Linked DNA regions of Homo sapiens: region 2 is linked to region 1. Evidence: read pairs that join two places in POLR2A ChIA-PET (ENCODE). Cell type or tissue: PC-9. All regions are shown on one strand.

What was found. Peaks named below come from ENCODE experiments on the same cell type or tissue, not always from the same donor. Only the 100,000 strongest peaks of a DNase experiment are listed, where the experiment ranks them.
Region 2: POLR2A ChIA-PET joins it to region 1 with 12 read pairs; 1 of 35 experiments calls an interaction of 5 or more read pairs at or near these places.

Annotation. Positions count from the first base shown.
Region 1 is chr11:4,132,117-4,137,116 of GRCh38, reverse strand. It overlaps RRM1 (ribonucleotide reductase catalytic subunit M1), which reads right to left. Exons shown (of 19, transcript NM_001033.5): 16 at 4,696-4,831; 17 at 3,459-3,554; 18 at 1,847-2,035. Among named protein-coding and RNA genes, the nearest start is that of RRM1, 40 kb to the right of the region's middle. In PC-9, no CTCF peak of the experiment used is centred here; a DNase peak (open chromatin) is centred at 2,066; H3K27ac peaks cover 1,289 bases.
Region 2 is chr11:4,559,980-4,564,979 of GRCh38, reverse strand. No RefSeq gene overlaps it. Among named protein-coding and RNA genes, the nearest start is that of C11orf40, 15 kb to the left of the region's middle. In PC-9, no CTCF peak of the experiment used is centred here; a DNase peak (open chromatin) is centred at 4,299; H3K27ac peaks cover 381 bases.

The sequences.
Region 1 (5,000 bases):
GCCTTGTGAGCCTGTTGATCAGTGACCTTACCCCCAACCCTGTGCTCTCTGAAACATGTGCTGTGTCCACTCAGGGTTAAATGGATTAAGGGCGGTGCAAGATGTGCTTTGTTAAACAGATGCTTGAAGGCAGCATGCTCGTTAAGAGTCATCACCACTCCCTAATCTCAAGTACCCAGGGACACAAACACTGCGGAAGGCCGCAGGGTCCTCTGCCTAGGAAAACCAGAGACCTTTGTTCACTTGTTTATCTGCTGACCCTCCCTCTACTATTGTCCTATGACCCTGCCAAATCCCCCTCTGTGAGAAACACCCAAGAATGATCAATAAAAATAAATAAATAAATAAATAAAAAGAAAAAACAAACAAACAAACAAACAAAAAAATACATTCCTGGCTGGGCGCTGTGGCTCATGCCTGTAATCCCCCAAGAGGGGTAGTACATGCCTATAAATTTCAGCTACTCAGGAGGCTGAGGTTGCAGTGAGCCAAGACTGTATCATTGCACTCCAGCCTGGGCAACAGAGCGAGACTCCGTCTAAAAAAGTATAAAATAAAATAAAACAATAATATTAAAATAAAATAAAATACATTCCTGGCCAGGCACAGTGGCTCACACCTGTAATTCGAGCACTTTGGGAGGCCGAGGCAGGTGAATTGCTTGAGGCCAGGAGTTTGAGACCAGCCTGGCCAACATGGCAAAACCCCATCTCTAATAAAAATACAAAAATTAGCCAGGTGTGTTGGCACACACCTGTGATCCTAGCTACTCAGGAGGCTAAGACATGAGAATCACTTGAACCCAGGACAGAGGTTGCAGTGAGCCAAGATCATGCCGCTGTACTCCAGCCGGGGCAACAGAGTGAGTCTCTGTCTCAAAATACATACATACATACATAAAATAAAATACATTCCCATGAACCAGATCAAACTTTTTTTAAACTTGGAATTCTATCTCCTCTAGGAGTACTCTCAAAAATGCTTTGTGAGTCAGACAGAAATATCCTGTTCTTTTCACTCCTAAAACAGGCTTATCTCTTTGGAAAGGTCAAACATTTTTATTCTTTTGTCTTTGTTTTTATGCATATGACTTCCAGGTTTGCCCAAGACAATATGTCTGCCTTAGGTTATAACTGTTTAGAGAGCTAGACTGTGTCTCTGTGTAACAACAGACTATAAGACTTCAAAGATAAAGATCATCATCTTCTATTCAGTATCCTCAGTCCTGGCACATACTAGATGTTCAATAAATGTTAAATTAAAAAACAAATTTATAATTCTACTTAAATACCCAATACATTATCAGGGAATAAGAACATAATCCAAAATCACCAGACTTTACAGCTGGCAACGACTAGCTAAGTAAGCTGGCTTTCACTTTATAAAGTGAGAAAACAATGGATGTTTTTGAATAGCGGGTTGACGTGTGCAAAGTTTTATCTGAGGAATGGTGGTAATGCACACAAAATGGCTGGGAGCAGAGATCCTAGAAGCAATAAGGTCAGTTTAGAATAACAGCAGCAGAAAAGGAAGGAAGATATTTAAGAAATAATACAAAGGAACAATCAACACAACTTGGTAATTGTACGGACAGTAAAGGAAGGAAAGCATCACAGGTAACTACAAGGTTTCAAACCTAAGAAGGAAATAAACCTAACAGAAACAAGAAAATCCAAGGCAAGACCCTGTTCTGGTACAAAAACCATGGGTTGGTTTTAACGTTCTGGATTTGAACTTAAAGAACTTCTAGGTGATAATATTTAATAGGTGGCTAAAACATAAAATCATTCCAATGCCAAAATATCTCAAGCTGGCAATTAAGTACTCCTTGATATTCTCTACCAACCTGCTTCCAGCCGTAGAAGTGCATACTAGTGAGTTTGCCATAGTTAGGCTCAGCAATGTGGATGTTCAAAGATTGGCTTTGATCAATGAAAGCACCTCTCTCAGCTGCCATCTTGAGAACAGTTTTCTGAGAGATTTCCCACACAGTTTTATAAAGTTGCTTCAGGTCATCAGGAATTTCTGGTATGCTCTAAAGAAGGAAAACCCAATGTTTACTTTACTCCAGTTAAAGAAAGCAGTGTATGATTAATAGAATAGTGACACAAGCTTTGATCTTCATTTTACTTCCTGCCAGATCTGACCTTACCATTCAGTATCATATGATATGATCCTTATCAAGTTTACCAAGACTATTTAGAAAGTTGAACAAAACCCCCATCTAACCAACCAAATATCAATCTGGTGATAGTAATTTCAGCATCCCTTTTTTGTTGGTCATAAACCAATTTTTTAATTTTTTAATTGATTTATGACCCAAACATTCATTCTTCTAGAGGCACTTAAAGAAAGGAAAAGTCAGAGCTAAGCAGCAATAAATGACCCTTGAGTTTTGCAGAAAACACAAAAAATAAGGGCTGTAATTCACAGGGACCAAGGGAAGCAATGAGATAAAACCCTTTAAATAAGCTAGGATTTCAAACTCCCTTTGGAATCCAAAATCAGGTTTTCTTAGGCCTAGGGTTAACTTTCATTAAAACACACAGACTGGCTAATGCTACAGTTTCTGTCATTAAATATGGAACTGTTATAGGACTCTTCATCTGTGTTGCTAAGCAGACCAACATTTAGCCAGACACCTCTATCTGCAAATAAATGCCTCTTGACTCTTAGTTGCAAATATTTACACGATTTGTGACTCTGTCTTTTGGACTATCAGTCGTCAACCATGATTTTTAATTAAGCTTGACTCTCTTAATTTCAGTCTTTCTATCTATGATCCCCCAAATTTTGATATACTTTGGAATCACCAAAAGAATCTTTAAAAATTATTGATGTCTGAGGCCAGGCACGGTGGCTCATGCATGTAATCCTAGCACCCTGGGAGGCCAAGGCAGGCGGATCACCTGAGGTCAGGAGCCTGGCCAATATGGTGAAACCCTGTCTCTACTAAAAATACAAAAAACAGCCGGGCGTGGTGGCAGGCACCTGTAATCCCAGCTACTTGGGAGGCTGAGGCAGGAGAATCGCTTGAACCTAGGAGGCAGAGGTTGCAGTGAGCCATGATTCCACCACTGCACTCCAGCCTGGGCGACAGAGACTTCGTCTCAAAAAAAAAAAAAAAAAAAAAAAATTGATGTCTGGTTCCTGTTCCTAGACATTTAATTGGTAAGGAATGCAACCTAAGCTTCAGGATTTTAAAAGCTCCCCAGTTGATTCTAAGATGCAGAAAAATTGAGAACTACTTTTTTATATTATTGCATAAAAACAAGATGGTAAGGGTTATGTAAAGATGTGTACAATCCTAGCACAACAATGCAGAGGTGAACAGAGCTACACAAGCAAAACCTAGATGAACACAATGAAGTCATTCTCTCCATTGTCTAGCATGAGTGAGGAGGTACCACAATGTCCAACTCAGCCCCTGCAGAGCACACTTCATTTTCATTCTATACCTGAATAGAGCCATTGCATGCAATAATCTGGTTTTTCATCTCTTCATGCCATAGGCCCCGCTCGGTAAGATCTTTCAATAAGTGAGGATTTACAATCTGAATGGAAAAGCAGAAAATGTATGAAGAAATAAATAACAGTGACTGCTTAGAAAAGACTACAGCTTTGAAGCTTAAACTAAAATCACTTAAGAGTTATTTAATGCTAGATTGCTTGGTAAATTCTATCTTTTATAAAGACGAGACATCAATGCCACCACACGAAAGCTATATTCCTTTAAGATCTTGACATCTGTTATTCAAGAAACAATATAATTAGCCAGGCATGGTGGCGCAGCATGCCTGTAATCCCAGCTACTCAGGAGGCTGAGGCATGAGAATTGCTTGAACCCAGGAGGCAGAGGCTGCAGTGAGCCAAGATCATGCCACTGCACTCCAGCCTGGGTGACAAAGTGAGACATTTTCTCAAAAACAGTATCGACAACAAAAACATTGTGGTGTGGTAATCGTTATATAATATATACACATATCTAATCATTACACTGTATACCTTGGTTTTATACACAATTTTTATTGTCAATTATACCTTAATAAAGCTGAAAAAATATTTTCATTAAAAAAGAAACATATGGCGTTTGCAAAAGTGAAAAGAATAGCGCCTAAGATGGGTAAATCTATAAATACTTAGGTTAAAAAAATTGGAAACGTATCCTTCTCGAACTTTACAGAACTTTACTTCAAGATATCTGGAAATTCACAAATAGTCTTTTAAATTGAGGTTCTCAACCCTAGCTACACATAAGAATTACCTGGGAACCTTAAAAACAAAGAAAAAACCACTGGTCTCACCCACCATAAATTCTAATTGGTAACCAAGTCTGAGAACCACTGCCTTAAATGATACTTCTTTATACATTTTGAGTATCCTAACTTAAGCATCTGGGAGAAGTTATAGAATATATCACTATGATTACATAATGGTTAAACATCATGTTTAACTATCAACAACTTACTTTCATACTCGACCCTCATTCACTCATTCTTTCAACAGATTATTTATTAAATGCCTATTGTGCTGAAATATTAATAACAAATAATAATATTAGAGATGAAGATGACTGTCTTTATCAAAGTTTGCACCCAAACTAAGAAAATGGGCAAATTAAACATGAGTGAGCATTTACTCCCAACATCAGGCTTTTGAAAGATCTCCCTGTAAGGCTGGTTGTGAACTGCTCACCTGAAATTCTCCTGACAAGACTCTGCGAGTATAGATGTTGCTGGTGTAAGGTTCAATGGACTCATTATTCCCCAGGATCTGAGCAGTGGAAGCTGTAGGCATCGGGGCAATAAGTAAACTGTTTCTTATACCATACCTAAAGAAAAGGAGATTATCAGGTACTAGTCCCAAAGCTACAATCTGCCAGGAAAGCAGCTACTTTAAGTCACTGTAGTAAATGTAGATAAATGTAGTAAATGTAAATGTAACATCGTACATGCATTGAACTCACACGTTGACTTTCAAATTAAACTCCTACAGGGAGG
Region 2 (5,000 bases), 430 kb before region 1:
TAAACATACATATGCGTGTGTCTTTCTAGTAGAATGACTTTATCATCCTTTGGGTATATACCCAGTAATGGGATTGCTGGGTCAAATGGTATTTCTGGTTCTAGATGCTTGAGGAATTGCCACACTGTCTTCCATGATGGTTGAACTAATCTACACTCCCACCAACAGTGTAAAAGCATTCCTACTTCTCCACATCCTCTCCAGCATCTGTTGTTTCCTGACTTTTTAAAAATCGCCAGTCTAACTGGTGTGCGATTGTATCTCATTGTGGTTTTGATTTGCGTTTCTCTAACGACCAGTAATGAGCTATTTTTCGTGTTTGGCCTCATAAATGTCTTCTCAGAAGTGTCTGTTCATATCGTTTGCCCACTTCTTCATGGGGTTGGGTTTTTTCTTGTAAATTTAAGTTCCCTGTAGATTCTGGATATTAGTCCTTTGTCAGATGGTAGATTGCAAAAATTTTCTCCCATTCTGTAGTTTGCCTGTTCACTCTGATAGTTTCTTTTGCTGTGCAGAAGCCCTTCTAGTTAAATTAATCCCATTTGTCAATTTTGGCTTTTGTTGCCATTGCTTTTGGTGTTCTTGTCATGAAGTCTTTGCCTATGCTTATGTCCTGAATGGTATTGCCTAGGTTTTCTTCTAAAGTTTTTAATCCATCTTGAGTTAATTTTTGTATGAGGTGTAAGGAAGGAGTACAGTTTCAGTTTTCTGCATATGGCTAGCCAGTTTTCCCAGCACCACTTATTAAATAGGGAATCCTTTCCCCATTGCTTGTTTTTGTCAGGTTTGTTTGAAGGTCAGATGGTTGTAGATGTGTGGTGGTATTTGAGTCCTCTGTTCTGTTACATTGGCCTATACATCTGTTTTGGTACCAGTACCATGCTGTTTTGGTTATTGTAGCTTTGCAGTATAGTTTGAAGTCAGGTAGCATGATGCCTCCAGCTGTGTGTGGTGTGTGGTGTGTGGTGTTTCTTAGGATTGTCGTGGTGATATGGGCTCTTTTTTGGTTCCATATGAAATTTAAAGTTTTTTCTAATTCTGTGAAGAAAGTCAATGGTAGCTTGATGGGAATAGCATTGAATCTATAAATTACTTTGGGCAGTATAGCCATTTTTATGATACTGATTCTTCTTATCCATGAGCATGGAATGTGTTTCCATTTATTTGTACCCTCTCATTTCATTGAGCATTGGTTTGTAGTTCTCCTTGAAGAGGTCCTTCACATCCCTTGTAAGTTGGATTCCTAGGTATTTTATTCTCTTTGTAGCAATTGTGAATGGGAGTTCATTCATGATTTGGCTCTCTGCTTGTCTATTATTGGTGTATAGGAATGCTTGTGATTTTTGCACATTGATTTTGTATCCTGAGACTTTGCTGAAGTTGCTTACCAGCTTAAGGAGTTTTGAGGCTGAGACTATGGGGTTTTCTAAATTCACAATCATGTCATCTGCAAACAGACAATTTGACTTCTTTTCTATTTGAATACCGTTTTTCTTCCTCTTGCCTGATTGCCCTAGCCAGAACTTCCAATACTATGTTGAATAGGAGTGATGAGAGACAGCATCCTTGTCTTGTGCCAGTTTTCAAAGGGGGATGCTTCCAGCTTTTGCTCATTCAGTATTATATTGGCTATGGGTTGTTATAGCTCTTATCTTGAGATATGTTTCATCAATACTTAGTTCGAGAGATTTTAGCATGAAGGATGTTGAATTTTTTCAAGGGCCTTTTCCACATCTATTGAGATAATCATCTGGTTTTTGTCATTGGTTCTGTTTATTTGATGAATTATGTTTATTGATTTGCATAAATCAATGTTGAACCACCCTTGCATCCCAGGGATGAAGCCAACTTGATCGTGGTGGATAAGCTTTTTTGATGTGCTGCTGGATTCAGTTTGCCAATATTTTATTGAGGATTTTTGCATCAATGTTCATCAGGGATACTGGCCCGAAATTTTCTTTTTGTTGTGTTTCTGCCAGGTTTTTGGCATCAGGATGATGCTGTCCTCATAAAATGAGTTAGGGAGGAGTCCTTTTTTTTCTACTTGGAGTAGTTTCAGAAGGAATGGTACCAGCTTCTCTTTGTACCTCTGGAAGAATTCGGCTGTGAATACATCTGGTCCTGGGCTTTTTTTGGTTGGTAGACTATTAATTACTGTCTCAATTTCAGAACTTGTTAATTGGTCTACTCAGGGATTTGACTTCTTGCTGTTTTAGTCTTGGGAGGGTGTAAGTGTCCAGGAATTTATCCATTTCTCTAGATTTTCTAGTTTGCATAGAGGTGTTTATAGTATTCTCTGATGGTAGTTTGTATTCCTGTGGGATCAGTGGTGATATTCCCTTTATCGTGTATTGTCTATTTGATTCTTCTCTTTATTAAAGTCTAGCTAGTGTTCTATTTTGTTAATCTCTTTAGTAAATCAGGAGCTGGTTTTTTTTTTTTTTTTTTTGAAGTGTTTTTAGTGTCTCTACTTCAGTTCTGCTCTGACCTTAGTTATTTCTTGTCTGCTAGCATTTGAGTTTGTTTGCTCTTGCTTCTGAAGTTCTTTTAATTTTGATGTTAGGATCTCAATTTCAGATCTTTCCAGCTTTCTGATGTGGGTATTTAGTGCTATAAATGTCCCTCTTAACACTGCTTTAGCTGTGTCCCACAGATCCTGGTATGTTGTCTTTGTTCTCATTGATTTCAAAAAACTTTATTTCTGCCTTAATTTCATTATTTACCCAGTAGTCATTCAGGAACAGGTTGTTCAATTTCCATGCAGTTGTGTGGTTTTGAGTTTTTTAATCCTGAGTTCTAATTTGATTCCACTGTGGTCTGAGACTTACGATTTCCATTCTTTTGCATTTGCTGAGGAGTGTTTTACTTCCAATTATGTGGTCAATTTTAGAATAAGTGCTGTGTGTTGCTGAGAATCATGTATATTGATTTGTGGCAGAGGATTCTGTAGATGTCTATTAGGTCCACTTGGTCCAAAGCTGAGTTCAGGTCCTGAATATCTTCATTTTCTGTTTCGTTGATCAGTCTAATATTGATAGTGGGGTATTGAAGTCTCCCATTATTGTGTGGGAGTCTAAGTCTCTTTGTAGGTCTCTAAGAACTTGTTTTATGAATCTACGTGCTCTTGAATTGGGTGCATATATATTTAGGAGAGTTAGCTGCTCTTGTTGGACTGATGACATAAATGTAAACTTTATGTAATGCCCTTATCTTTTTTGATCTTTGTTGGTTTAAAGTCTGTTTTATCAGAGACTAGGATTGCAACCCCTGCTTTTTTGTTTTCCATTTGCTTGGTAAATATTCCTCCATCCCTTTCTCTTGAACGAATGTGTGTCTTTGCATATGAACTAGGTCTCCTGAATACAGCACACCGATAGGTCTTGACTATCCAATTTGCCAGTCTGTATCTTTTAATTGGGGCATTTAGCCCATTTAAATTTAAGGTTAATATTGTTCTGTGTGAATTTGATCCTGTTATCATAATGCTAGCTGGTTATTTTGCATGTTAGTTGCAGTTTCTTCATAGTGTCATTGGTCTTTATATTTTGGTGTACTTTTGCAGTGGCTGGTGCTGGTTTTTCCTTTCCATATTTAGTGCTTCCTTCAGGAGCTCTTGTAAGGCAGGCCTGGTGGTGACAAAATCCTTCAGCATTTGCTTGTCTGTAAAGGATTTTATATCTCAGCTTATGAAGCTTAGTTTGGCTGGATATGAAATTCTAGGTCAAATTCTTTTAAGAGTGTTGAATATTGGGCCCCACTCTTCCAGCTTGCAGAGTTTCTGCAGAGAGATCTGCTGTTAGTCTGATCGGCTTCCCTTTGTAGGTAACCTGACCTTTCTCTCTGGCTGCCCTTAATAGTTTTTCCTTCATTTTAACCTTGGAGAGTCTGATGCTTATGTATCTTGAGGTTGTTCTTCTCGAGTATCTTAGTGGTGGCCTCTGTATTTTCTGAATTTCAATGTTGGCCTGTCTTGCTAGGTTGGGGAAATTCTCCTGGATAATATCCTGAAGTGTGTTTCCCAACTTGGTTCCATTCTCCCTGTCACTTTCATGTACCCCAGTCAAACATAGGTTTGGTCTTTTGACATAGTCCCATATTTCTTGGAGGCTTTGTTCATTCCTTTTCATTCTTTTTTCCCTAATCTTGTCTTCACACCTTATTTTTCAGTAAGGTGATCTTCAGTCTCATATCTTTTCTTCTGCTTAATTTGATTTGGCTACTGATGTTTGTGTATGCTTCACAAAGTTCTCATGCTGTTTTTTCAGCTCCCCCAGGTCATTTATGTTCTTCGCTAAACTGGTTCTTCTAGTTAGCAATTCCTGTAACCTTTTATCAAGATTCTTGGCCTCATTGCACTGGGTTAAAACATGCTCCTTTAGCTCAGAAGAGTTTATTACCCACCTTCTGAAGCCTGCTTCTGTCAATTTGTCAATCTCATTCTCAGTCCAGTTTTGTGCCCTTGCTGGAGAGGAGTTGTGATCATTTGGAGAAGAAGCACTCTGGTTTTTGGAATTTTCAACATTTTTGTGCTGACTTTTCCTCATCTTCAAGAATTTATCTACCTTTGATCTTTGAGGCTGATGACTTGGATGGGGTTTTTTGCATGGGGGTCTGTCTTGATGACGTTATTGCTTTCTGTTTATTAGTTTTTCTTCTAACAGGCCCTTCTTCTGCAGGTCTGCTGCAGTTTGCTGGAGGTCCACTCCAGACCCTGTTTGCCTGGGTATTACCAGTAGAGTCTACAGAACAGCAAACATTGCTGTCTGCTCCTTTCTCTGGAAGCTTCATCCCAGAGGGGCACTGGCCTAATGCCAGTCAGAGCTCTCCTGTATGAGGTGTCTGTGTCAACCCTTGTTGGGAGGCCTCTCCTAGTCAGGAGGCATGGGGGTCAGGGACCCACTTGAGAAGGCAGTCTGTCCCTTAACAGATCTGGTGCGCTGTGCTGTGAGAATCCCTTGTCAGAATCAGCTGCTCTCTTCAGAGCTGGCAGGCAGGAAAGA